3 separate regions of the Homo sapiens genome follow, and all the other regions are linked to region 1. A link is a contact called in ENCODE Hi-C or POLR2A ChIA-PET data. All regions are on one chromosome and are shown on one strand. Each heading gives the region's core, a stretch centred on a gene start or an enhancer-like site at or near the end of the contact. The rest is flanking DNA. Distances are from core to core; before and after follow the strand shown. Region 1 holds the start of HIGD2A (HIG1 hypoxia inducible domain family member 2A). Region 2 holds the start of CBY3 (chibby family member 3). Region 3 holds the start of HNRNPH1 (heterogeneous nuclear ribonucleoprotein H1).

Evidence for each region. Hi-C counts contacts between places; a loop is a spot of excess contacts on that map. ChIA-PET counts read pairs that join two places held with the same protein, here RNA polymerase II (POLR2A). Pooled maps may share reads with other maps.
Region 2: a pooled map shows a loop between it and region 1 (26-fold over the local background). The contact joins the promoter of CBY3 here to the promoter of HIGD2A in region 1. A Hi-C loop is called at or near these places in 1 of 37 single-sample maps with no recorded cell type and 4 of 50 pooled maps. POLR2A ChIA-PET finds 5 or more read pairs at or near these places in 1 of 52 experiments (naive thymus-derived CD4-positive, alpha-beta T cell).
Region 3: a loop to region 1 is called in a map with no recorded cell type, with 14 times the contacts of the local background. The contact joins the promoter of HNRNPH1 here to the promoter of HIGD2A in region 1. A Hi-C loop is called at or near these places in 2 of 37 single-sample maps with no recorded cell type and 8 of 50 pooled maps. POLR2A ChIA-PET finds 5 or more read pairs at or near these places in 1 of 52 experiments (activated CD4-positive, alpha-beta T cell).

What each region holds. Positions count from the first base shown.
Region 1 is chr5:176,387,101-176,390,207 of GRCh38, reverse strand. HIGD2A (HIG1 hypoxia inducible domain family member 2A) reads right to left here and starts at 1,457. Exons shown (of 2, transcript NM_138820.4): 1 at 1,235-1,457; 2 at 447-877. The coding sequence starts at 1,388. The coding sequence ends at 711. NOP16 (NOP16 nucleolar protein) reads left to right here and starts at 1,610. Exons shown (of 5, transcript NM_016391.8): 1 at 1,610-1,775; 2 at 1,865-1,973. The coding sequence starts at 1,669. It also overlaps a transcript of ARL10 not described here. RefSeq lists enhancers at 255-938, 760-979, 1,180-1,499, 772-1,971, 1,623-2,306.
Region 2 is chr5:179,679,417-179,682,523 of GRCh38, reverse strand. CBY3 (chibby family member 3) reads left to right here and starts at 1,490. Exons shown (of 2, transcript NM_001164444.2): 1 at 1,490-1,651. The coding sequence starts at 1,606. It also overlaps a transcript of CANX not described here.
Region 3 is chr5:179,622,072-179,625,178 of GRCh38, reverse strand. HNRNPH1 (heterogeneous nuclear ribonucleoprotein H1) reads left to right here and starts at 1,508. Exons shown (of 14, transcript NM_001257293.2): 1 at 1,508-1,584; 2 at 2,015-2,142. The coding sequence starts at 2,046. The region is part of intron 4 of LOC128966623 (a long non-coding RNA gene); the gene reads right to left. RefSeq lists enhancers at 1-681, 682-1,467, 1,217-1,511, 1,567-1,736.

The DNA of each region.
Region 1 (3,107 bases), core at 208-2,707:
ATTCTTTTTTTTTTTTTTTTTTTTTGAGATGGAGTTTTGCTCTTGTTGCCCAGGCTGAAGTGCAATGGCGCGATCTCAGCTCACCACAACCTCCGCCTCCCGGGTTCAAGTGATTCTCCTGCCTCAGCCTCGCGAGTAGCTGGGATTACAGGCACGCAACACCACGCCCAGCTAATTTTGTATTTTTAGTAGAGATGGGGTTTCTCCATGTTGGTCAGGCTGGTCTTGAACTCTTGACCTCAGGTGATCCGCTCGCTTCGGCCTCCCAGAGTGCTGGGATTACAGGTGTGAGCCACTGCGCCTGGCCAAATCTCTGCTTTCAAAGTGCCCTGGGTGGCTGTTACTAGGAAAGTTCGGGAATCACTAGACTACACGATTTCTAAGCACCACTCCAAAGTCCGTTTCCTCCAAAATCAAAGACCAAAAACCATGGGGATGATACTGAATTAAATACAAGTGGATTTTTAGAGTTTATTAAGCAGGGGAGTGGAGGGGAGATGTGGCACAAATAGAAGTATGTAACATTCAAACAACAGCATCTAGGATTTTTGAAAAAACTTTCGGTTACAGTTACACAAAGGGTCACTTCCTCCCCAGCGACACATGGGCCTCTCAAAGGAGAGGAGGGAGTAAGTCCCACGGTAGGGCCAGTGGTTGCTCCCTGGGTTTTGGAATCATTTCTGCGGAGCTTTCAAGGCCAGACCCTGGGCTTAGGGTCGAGACTTCATAGCAGTGACAGCCAGACCCAGCAAGATGGCTGCGACCGTGAAACCCTGGGCGGCGATCCGGGTGCGCATCATGAGCTGAGAGCGCTGGCTGTTGCCCCGGTGGAAGGAGTAGAGGCCGTAGGTGAGGGCGGCCGCCGTGGCCAGGCAACCTGAGGAGGGGACAAAGCAACTGGGAAACAGCAGGTCGGGCCCCGCAGGTCATTCCCCGCTTTGGGTCTCGCTTCCCCAAAGCCAAGATCTCTGGATCACAGCGGAGGGAGGGCGGCGAGGGTAGGTCGAGTCGAGGTCTTCCTAGTTACAGAGTCCTCCCAATCTTAGGCCCCAAATCCCGCCCCCTAAACCCGCTGCTCCCGCTCCAATCAGTTTCGCCCCTCACCGCCCCGCCCCCTCGTCTCTTCTCTAGTCCGCTCTCCTTCCGCTCCCCGCTAGCGCTCTGGTCCTTCTCTACTTCCTTCCCTCCGACATCACTGTCCTCTCCTTGTGCAGTTCCTACCGCACCCACTTACCTATGGGTACCACCGGGTTCTCGCGGGTCTTGCGAACGAACTTTTCCTTGAAACTCTCTGGATTCCTGTAAACAGTGGGGCTCAGCCCCTCAATGACTGGAGGCTTCGATGGTTCAAAGGGGACCTCCGGAATCACAGGGCCGGGAGTCGCCATGTCCGGGCCACAGCAGCAGGAGAAAATCGGGACTCCGACCTCAGCCTCCCGGTGAAGGTCATGAAAGGGGCGGGGAAACGAATAAATTGAGCCTTGTACGCAGGCGCAAATGCTCGTTGCATCCTGGGAGTCGTAGTGCTCAGCACGGTAGTGCTACAAAAGGACTACATTTCCCCAAATGCCCGCAAAGCCTTGTGCACGCCTTCCGGAAGGAGTTTGTTACACGAGGTCTGAGAGACAGAGGCAGCGTGTTTGAGCTGCTGGTGCGGTGGTCAGCGCGATGCCCAAGGCCAAGGGCAAAACCCGGAGGCAGAAGTTTGGTTACAGTGTCAACCGAAAGCGTCTGAACCGGAATGCTCGACGGAAGGCAGCGCCGCGGATCGAATGGTGAGGGGGCTGGGGTTCCGGGTGGCCGTGGGCCTCGGCCGGGACGGTCCGCGAGATGACGGATCCGCGATGTCTCTCTTTGCCGGTAGCTCCCACATCCGACATGCCTGGGACCACGCTAAATCGGTACGGCAGAACCTGGCCGAGATGGGGTTGGCTGTGGACCCCAACAGGGCGGTGCCCCTCCGTAAGAGAAAGGTACTGACATGGCAGGGTCTCGGTCCTTGTCTTCTTTACTCTTCCCCCGCCATACTGACCTAGGTGTCAGAACGTGGTACTGCCCATTCCTTCCCTCAGGCCCTTCCGAGTTTTCGACCTCCCCACAGTCAGAACGCTCAACTGACGTTGAGCAAGGGTCTCTTTACGACCTTCGTCACACTCCCTCCCCAGCACACATTCCCCATACCCCCTCTACTCAGTCTTTTTTCTCTGAAATTAACCCATTAGCATCTCAACGGTATTTTCCTTAATTTATCTTTTTCTACCCTTAACTTTCCTAATTAGTACTCCCTAAGAGTTGGAGATCTTTACTTACACCTTTTCTTTGTTATTCAATCATCCTTGGTCTGAGGCTTCCCTAGGCTTCCCTGACTGCAGTCTCCTTCCCGGGTTCAAGCTATATCCCACCTCAGCGTCCCAAATAGCTGGGATTATAAGCGTGTGCCACCATACCCGGCTGATTTTTGTGGTTTTAGTAGAGGCAGGGTTTCGCTATGTTGGCCAGGCTGGGCCTCAAGTGATCCGCCTGGCCCCCTGGAGGCTTCAACAACTATTAAAAGAATCCAGGTTCCCAAAAGAAAAGCAAGCAATTCATCTTTCTCTGCCTGCCTATCTATAAAATGGGTATAACACTCCTTGCCTTAGGGACTATCTAACTGTGTGGCTGTAGCCTCACATTTATTCAAGAAATGGTAGTGCCATTTTCCTCTGGCATGAAAGAATAAAAAGAAACTTGCCTAAGGCAATGGAACAAATTCATTCGCGAAGCCCATTCATTAGGTTAACTACTTATTGAGAACATGTCACATCCTAAGCACCCTGGGGATTTAATAGAGAACAAAACACAAAGTCCTTGTCACCAAGATTGTGTTGGGGGTAAAAGGCACAGACGGATTACTTGAGGCCAGGAGTTTGAGACCGGCCTGGCCAACATGGCAAAACCCCATCTCTACTAAAAACACAAAATTTAGCTGGGCATGGTGGCGCATGATTGTAATCCCAGCTACTTGAGAGGCTGAGGCAGGAGATCACTTGAACCCGGGGGGAGGTTGCAGTCAACCAAGATTGTGCCACTGCATTTGAACCTGGGCAACAGAATGAGACTCTGTCTCA
Region 2 (3,107 bases), core at 241-2,740, 3.3 Mb before region 1:
GGTCACGCTGGTCTCAAACTCCCAACCTCAGGTGATTTGCCTGCCTCGGCCTCCCAAGGTGCTGGGATTACAGGCGTGAGCCACTGCACCCGGCCAATTTTTTGTATTTTTATTAGAGACAGGGTTTCACCATGTTAGCCAGGATGATCTCGATCTCCTGACCTCATGATCCGCCTGCCTCAGCCTCCCAAAGTGCTGGGATTACAGGCGTGAGCCACCGTGCCCGGCCTGGATATTCTTATTAATTTAATCATTCCTTTTTTTTTTTTTTGAGATGGAGTTTCGCTCTTGTTGCCCAGGTTGGAGTGCAGTGGCACAATCTTCGCTCATTGCAACCTCTGCCTCCCAGGTTCAAGCAATTCTCCTGCCTCAGACTCCTGAGTAGCTGAGATTACAGGCACCCGCCACCACACCCGGCTAATTTTTTCTATTTTTAGTAGACACGGAGTTTCACCATGTTGGTCAGGCAGTTCTCGAGCTTCTGACTTCAGGTGATCCACCCACCTTCCCCTCCCAAAGTGCTGGGATTTACAGGCATGAAACATCGCGCCTGGCCCTCTTTTTTTTTTTTTTTTTTTTAAACACAGGGTCTCTATCGCCCATGCTGGAGTGCAGTGGCACAATCACTGCTCACTGCAGCTTTCACCTCTTGGGCTCAGGTGATCCTCCCACCTCAGCCTCTTGAGTAGCTGGGACTACAGTCGCATGCCACCACGCCCAGCTAATTTGTTTTTGTAGAGATGGGGTCTTGCCATGTTGGCTAGTCTGCCCTTTCATTTTCATCATCTATCCTATTATCTTCCTCCCTCCTCAGCTGGCGCCCTACTGAGATCCCTATCACTGGTGGTGCACCCATCCCATAGGTGCTGTAGGAGCTGGCTGGTAACTCTCAGCTGCCCTGGCCAATAACTGACATGTAGAAGGAGGGTACAAAAGACGGGCTCCCTTGCTTTAAGGAGGCCTAACTGTGGTGCCATTTGTGCTCAGAGTTCCCCATGAGAGCAAGCGGAAGCTAGTCTCCACGTGAGACCACACTCTGGCTCAGCCTTAGCCTTTTTCTCGCCCTGTCTTGCTTCCCTCACCCCCTTCTCCTGAGAGCATTTCCCCAATAATTCACTTGAACAAGAATGCTCAGCTTAGGCTCTGCTTCTAGGGAACCTGACCCATGACACGCTCTGTTAGCTTCCTGAGAGACTATCTTGTTAGTTCCCCTAGAACAAATTCCTGTCTTGGACTCTGCTTATGATCACTCCCTTCATTCCCCTGCCAAGAATGACAGCTCAGTGAGGGAATATGTTCTTCACTTCCCTAGAACTGTTCCTAGAACACAGTAGGTGCTCAATGATGCACTGAATGCATGCAGGGGAGAGCCCAGAGTCTATCTGACAGCTCAGCGGTCAGCACCCCTTCTTGTCCTGGGGTGGCCTGGCCTGGAGGCATTGTGAGTCATAGCAGGTGGACAAGAGCTGAGTGGGTCAGAGATGGGACTAGCCCTGGGACAGCAGCTCAGCAACTCCACCCCATCTTCCAGGTGAGGCACAACATACAGTGAGGACTAACGGGGAAACATCCTCCGAGAAGATACAATCTCAAGGGTGGGCCTGGATGTGGGCTTCCAGAGACCATCTCCCTGAACCAGATCTTGGGGATGGTATGTACCATCCAGCCTCTGTCCACCTATATGTGAGGGATAAGTGTATTATGAATTAACGAAGGCATAACAGAGGGAACCCTGCTCTAGTTCTTTCTCTTCTCACTGCCCATGGGCAGAAGAGGAATTAGAAACAACACATAGCTCCCTTTTTCACATAATAGAATCAGCACTTACTGGGCAGGGGTGGGGGGTGCAGAGAGAAGTGAGCAAAATGGGACTTGTCTGTTATCTGGACTTTGGACTTCCTGAGGGCACAGTTTGTTTGGAATAAAAGTCATGTTTAGTGTGCACAATCCCTGATACTTTGAGCCCTATGCATAGGTCTAGCCCATGGCACACACCCCAGGATGTCAGTGAACACACTGGACTGTGGTCTATACACGCATCTGTCTTCCAAGCTGGATTAGGAGCACCTTGAGGGCAGGCAGAGGCTGTTTCAGGTCCCCTTCCCAAGACCAGAGTCTGGCACAGAGCAGATGCTAGTTCAAGTCTATCAAATGACTGAATGATGAGGGCAATAATGCTGTTGGCTATGCTAGATATCCTCCCAGATTGCTTTCAGAATCCAGATCTAACCCCGGCTTTCTAATCCTTCAGCAGTTCCCTCTTACCCACAAAAGGAAGTCTAAGCTTCCGAGCCTGCCTGTAGGGCACCTTCACATAGTGCACTGGTCCACCTTCCCAGCTTCCTCTTCTGCTCTTCCCAGCACCAATCCTATCCAAGCTCGTGTTCACATCTGAAATATGAAAGTCCTGCCCTGCCGGGTACAGTGGCTCACACCTGTAATCCCAGCACTTTGGCGCTGAGGCGGGCAGATCACCTGAGGTCCGGAGTTCGAGACCAGCCTGGCCAATAAGGTGAAACCCCATTTCTACTAAAAATACAAAAAAAAAAAAAAAAAAAAAAAAAAGGCCAGGCGCAGTGACTCATGCCTGTAATCCGGGCACTTTGGGAGGCCGAGTTGGGTGGATCACCTGAGGTCAGGAGTTCGAGACCAGCCTGGCCAACATGGTGAAACCCCGTCTTCACTAAAAATACAAAAATCAGGTGGGGGTGATGGCAGGCGCCTGTAATCTCAGCTACTCAAGAGGCTGAGGCAGGAGAACTGCTGGAACCCGGGAGGTGGAGGTTGCAGTGAGCCAAGATCGCGCAATTGCACTCCAGCTCGGGCAACGACAGCGAGACTCAGTCTCAAAAAAAAAGAAAAAGAAAGCCCTGCTCGGCTCTTCCCTCTGCCTAGAAGTTCTCCATTTTCCATCCTCAACCCACCTGGCAAAGTCCTACTCCTCCTTTAAGTACCTACTTACTTGTCTTGCTACCATTCCCTACCCCTCACCCTTCCAGCTGCAACTCAGAACAAGGCCCTCCTCCCGTCCTTCATCTGCATATGTATCCCAGGGCCTGATCCTCAGTGGTCTTTGGGGAAGATGGTTTAGGTGAGACTGCTGCCTG
Region 3 (3,107 bases), core at 259-2,758, 3.2 Mb before region 1:
TCTGAAATGGTACCACAGGTGTGTGCTTCTAGTTCAGTTTGTAGTAGAGGGCCTGGTATGTACCGTCATTCACCCTGCCTGCTCCATCTGCATCCCCCTCACATCCAGCAAGAGTTTTCCTTTACACAGGGTTTACGGCTCCCCTGCTGATCACCTGCCAAAGCCTTCTCTCGGAGATAACACCCTTGCCAAGGCCTAAGTGGCCTTTGAAGATCAGGCCCTGCTTAGCTCTGGGCTCCTGTCTTTCTTTTGATGTCCTCTCTACTTTTTCTCAAACCTGTCAAAACTGGATTCGGACTCTGTGGCACTGGGGTTGGAAACATGCTTTGTCCGCATCTTCCCAGGGTGGCACTCAGGCTTGCACTAGCTAAGGTAGCTCTGCGGCAGGGTCCAGCACTACCTTATTGTTAATTTGTGTATTGTCTGTGTCCACTAAAGCTGGGGTGAGGAAGGCAGCCAAATCAGACATGGGGAGGCCTGGGAGGCTACGGCATCTTAGGTTTTGGGCAGTGCTGCTAGAAACCACGAACATTAGTCATCTCGCAGCATGTGTGCACATGGGGTGACCCGGGGGCCTCCTCGAATGCAGCGTCTACGCCTGGTGAATGGACGCACTCTTACCAATTCTGCTCTGGGAGATGCAGCGGTAACCTACCGAGCGCAGAGGCCGGCGCGCACCCGTGGAGCCCGCGCTCGCGATCCCTCCTCGTGCCAGGGCCCCAGGGCAGTCAAGGCCTGCCGACCGTTAGGCGGGTCAAGGGGTACACAGGGTGCGAATTCGTTAGGCAAAAGCTGGGTACAGGCGCGAGCCACAGGCACGGAAACCTCGCGCCGACCGGGGCCCTAGGCCCGACGACGGCAGGTAAGGGGAAGTGGAGGCACACAGGGCTGGGACGTGCCCCAGGCACCATACGGGTGGCTTCGGGCGCGGGACGTCCGCAGCCCCGCAGCTCCCAGGACGTTCGACAATCTGCAGCTGACCAGCTTCGGCCGGTTTGGGGATAAAGGGAAGACAGGCGGCGCGGGGAGTGGGAACGCCTGAAGGCCGCGCCCCTCCTTTCAGGTCGGCCAGGAGCGCGCCGGTAAGAGCCTGGGGGCAAGGGGTAGAAAGACGCCCACCTCATCACAACCCAGAGCTCGGGACTCCTATACAGTCCCATAGGGAACAGGCGGCCGCCATTCCCCTCCCCCACGCTGGCGGGTAAGGCTAGAGAACGGTTTCAAGGAAGACGCATGCGCATGAAATAATTATAAACCGCTAGGACTCCGAAGTTCAATATTCGCGGGAAGGCGCAGGCGCAACAAAAAGCCCGGCGGGTTTATGGGTGGGGGTGCTGAGCCCAAAACCCAAGCGTGTAATAATCCGCCGGCGGGAGGTGGGCTGGCTCTTGAAATTACGCATGCGCCAGAGCTCTTTGTGACGCAACGGGGCGGTGCGGGCAGCTGGCTGCGCGTGCGCAGAACTCGCACAAGGGACCTTATTTAGGTTGCGCAGGCGCCCGCTGGCCATTTCGTCTTAGCCACGCAGAAGTCGCGTGTCTAGGTGAGTCGCGGTGGGTCCTCGCTTGCAGTTCAGCGACCACGGTGGGTACCGTTTTTGCGAGGATTGTTTGTCCCCATATCTCTGGGAGGGCCACGGGGACCTTGGCGAGCTGCAGGCTGCCGTCGAGAGCCGCGAGTGGTTCGCTGAATCTCGGCACCGCCGCTGAGGCCTGCAGGCCGCGCCGACTCTATTGTGTGAGAAGTCGGAGGAGGCGGAGCGGAAGCGGCCGCCGCCATTTCCTTTCCTCTACGCTGGCTCTCGGCCCGGGCCCCCACGGTTCGGGGCGCCGACAGCTGTTGCTCAGGACAGCTTTGGGGGTCCGGTCGCCGGACGAGGAGGTGTTGGAGTCGCCGGGGTGGGTGCATCCGCCCGGTTTTTGCTCCGTGGGGGGGCGGTGCGGGCCCGGGCGCGCCTCGGAGGCGAAGGACAGCTTAATTGGCGCTCTCAGTTCTGGTCCTCCCCGCTTTGCAGTTTGTTTCGACGCCGGACCGCGTAAGAGACGATGATGTTGGGCACGGAAGGTGGAGAGGGATTCGTGGTGAAGGTCCGGGGCTTGCCCTGGTCTTGCTCGGCCGATGAAGTGCAGAGGTTTTTTTCTGGTGAGTTAGAACTAGGACGCGGGAGTTCGAGTTCGAGGCCGGGGCGGGCGGGCTGGCGGGCGGCCGGGCTGGGGCGGGGCGGGGCGGGGCGGGCCGGGCCGGGCCGGGCCGGGTGGGACCCGGGGCGCCCCCTGGCGAGGCGCGGGCGACTACACTCACCGCTGTGCTGCTCGCGCCCGGCGGCCCGCTGTTACGCAATGGAAATTTCGAAAGCCCCGCCCGTCCTCCTGGCCCTTGGGGGAGTGCGGCAGGTTTGGCAGACTTTGTTTTCTTTACCTATCTTTGAACACCAGCTTTTCTTTTATGGGTGTCTTTTTTTCTTTTTCTTTTGAGTTGGAGTCTCTGTCACCCAAGCTGGAGTGCAGTGGCGCGTTCTCGGCTCACTGCAACCTCCGCCTCCTGGGTTCAAGCGATTCTCCTGCCTCAGTCTCCCGAGTGTCTGGGACTAGAGGCGCGCACCGCCACGCCCGGCTAATTTTTGTATTTTTAGTAGAGACGGGGTTTCACTATTTTGGCCAGGCTGGTCTCGAACATCTGACCTCAAGTGATCCGCCCACCTCGGTTTCCCAAAATGCTGGGATTACAGGCGTGAGCCACCGCGCCTGGCCCGGGTGTCTTTTTTCGAAAGGATAAATTGGCATAGGTGGGATTTCCTCCTCAATCTTGAGAAAATGGCCGAGTGATTAGACAAATAATAGTAATGTTTTGCAATATCTTGAAGTGTAACCTCTTGTTTCCAGTTTTGGTGTTTTCTTAAAAAGGAGCATTCTTCGGAAAGTTAAAATGTCACGTCTTAATTTCAGTTTTCCTAATCAAGATTTGATAATTGAAGAGTGTTTTCTTATCTAGTTCTTAATCTGGCTCACTATACAGTTGAAGACACTGAAGCCCAGGGAAGTGTTTTTGCAGTACATAGGTTTCCTGAATATTTTCTATCAGAATGTCCTTGTTCCTATTATTAGACT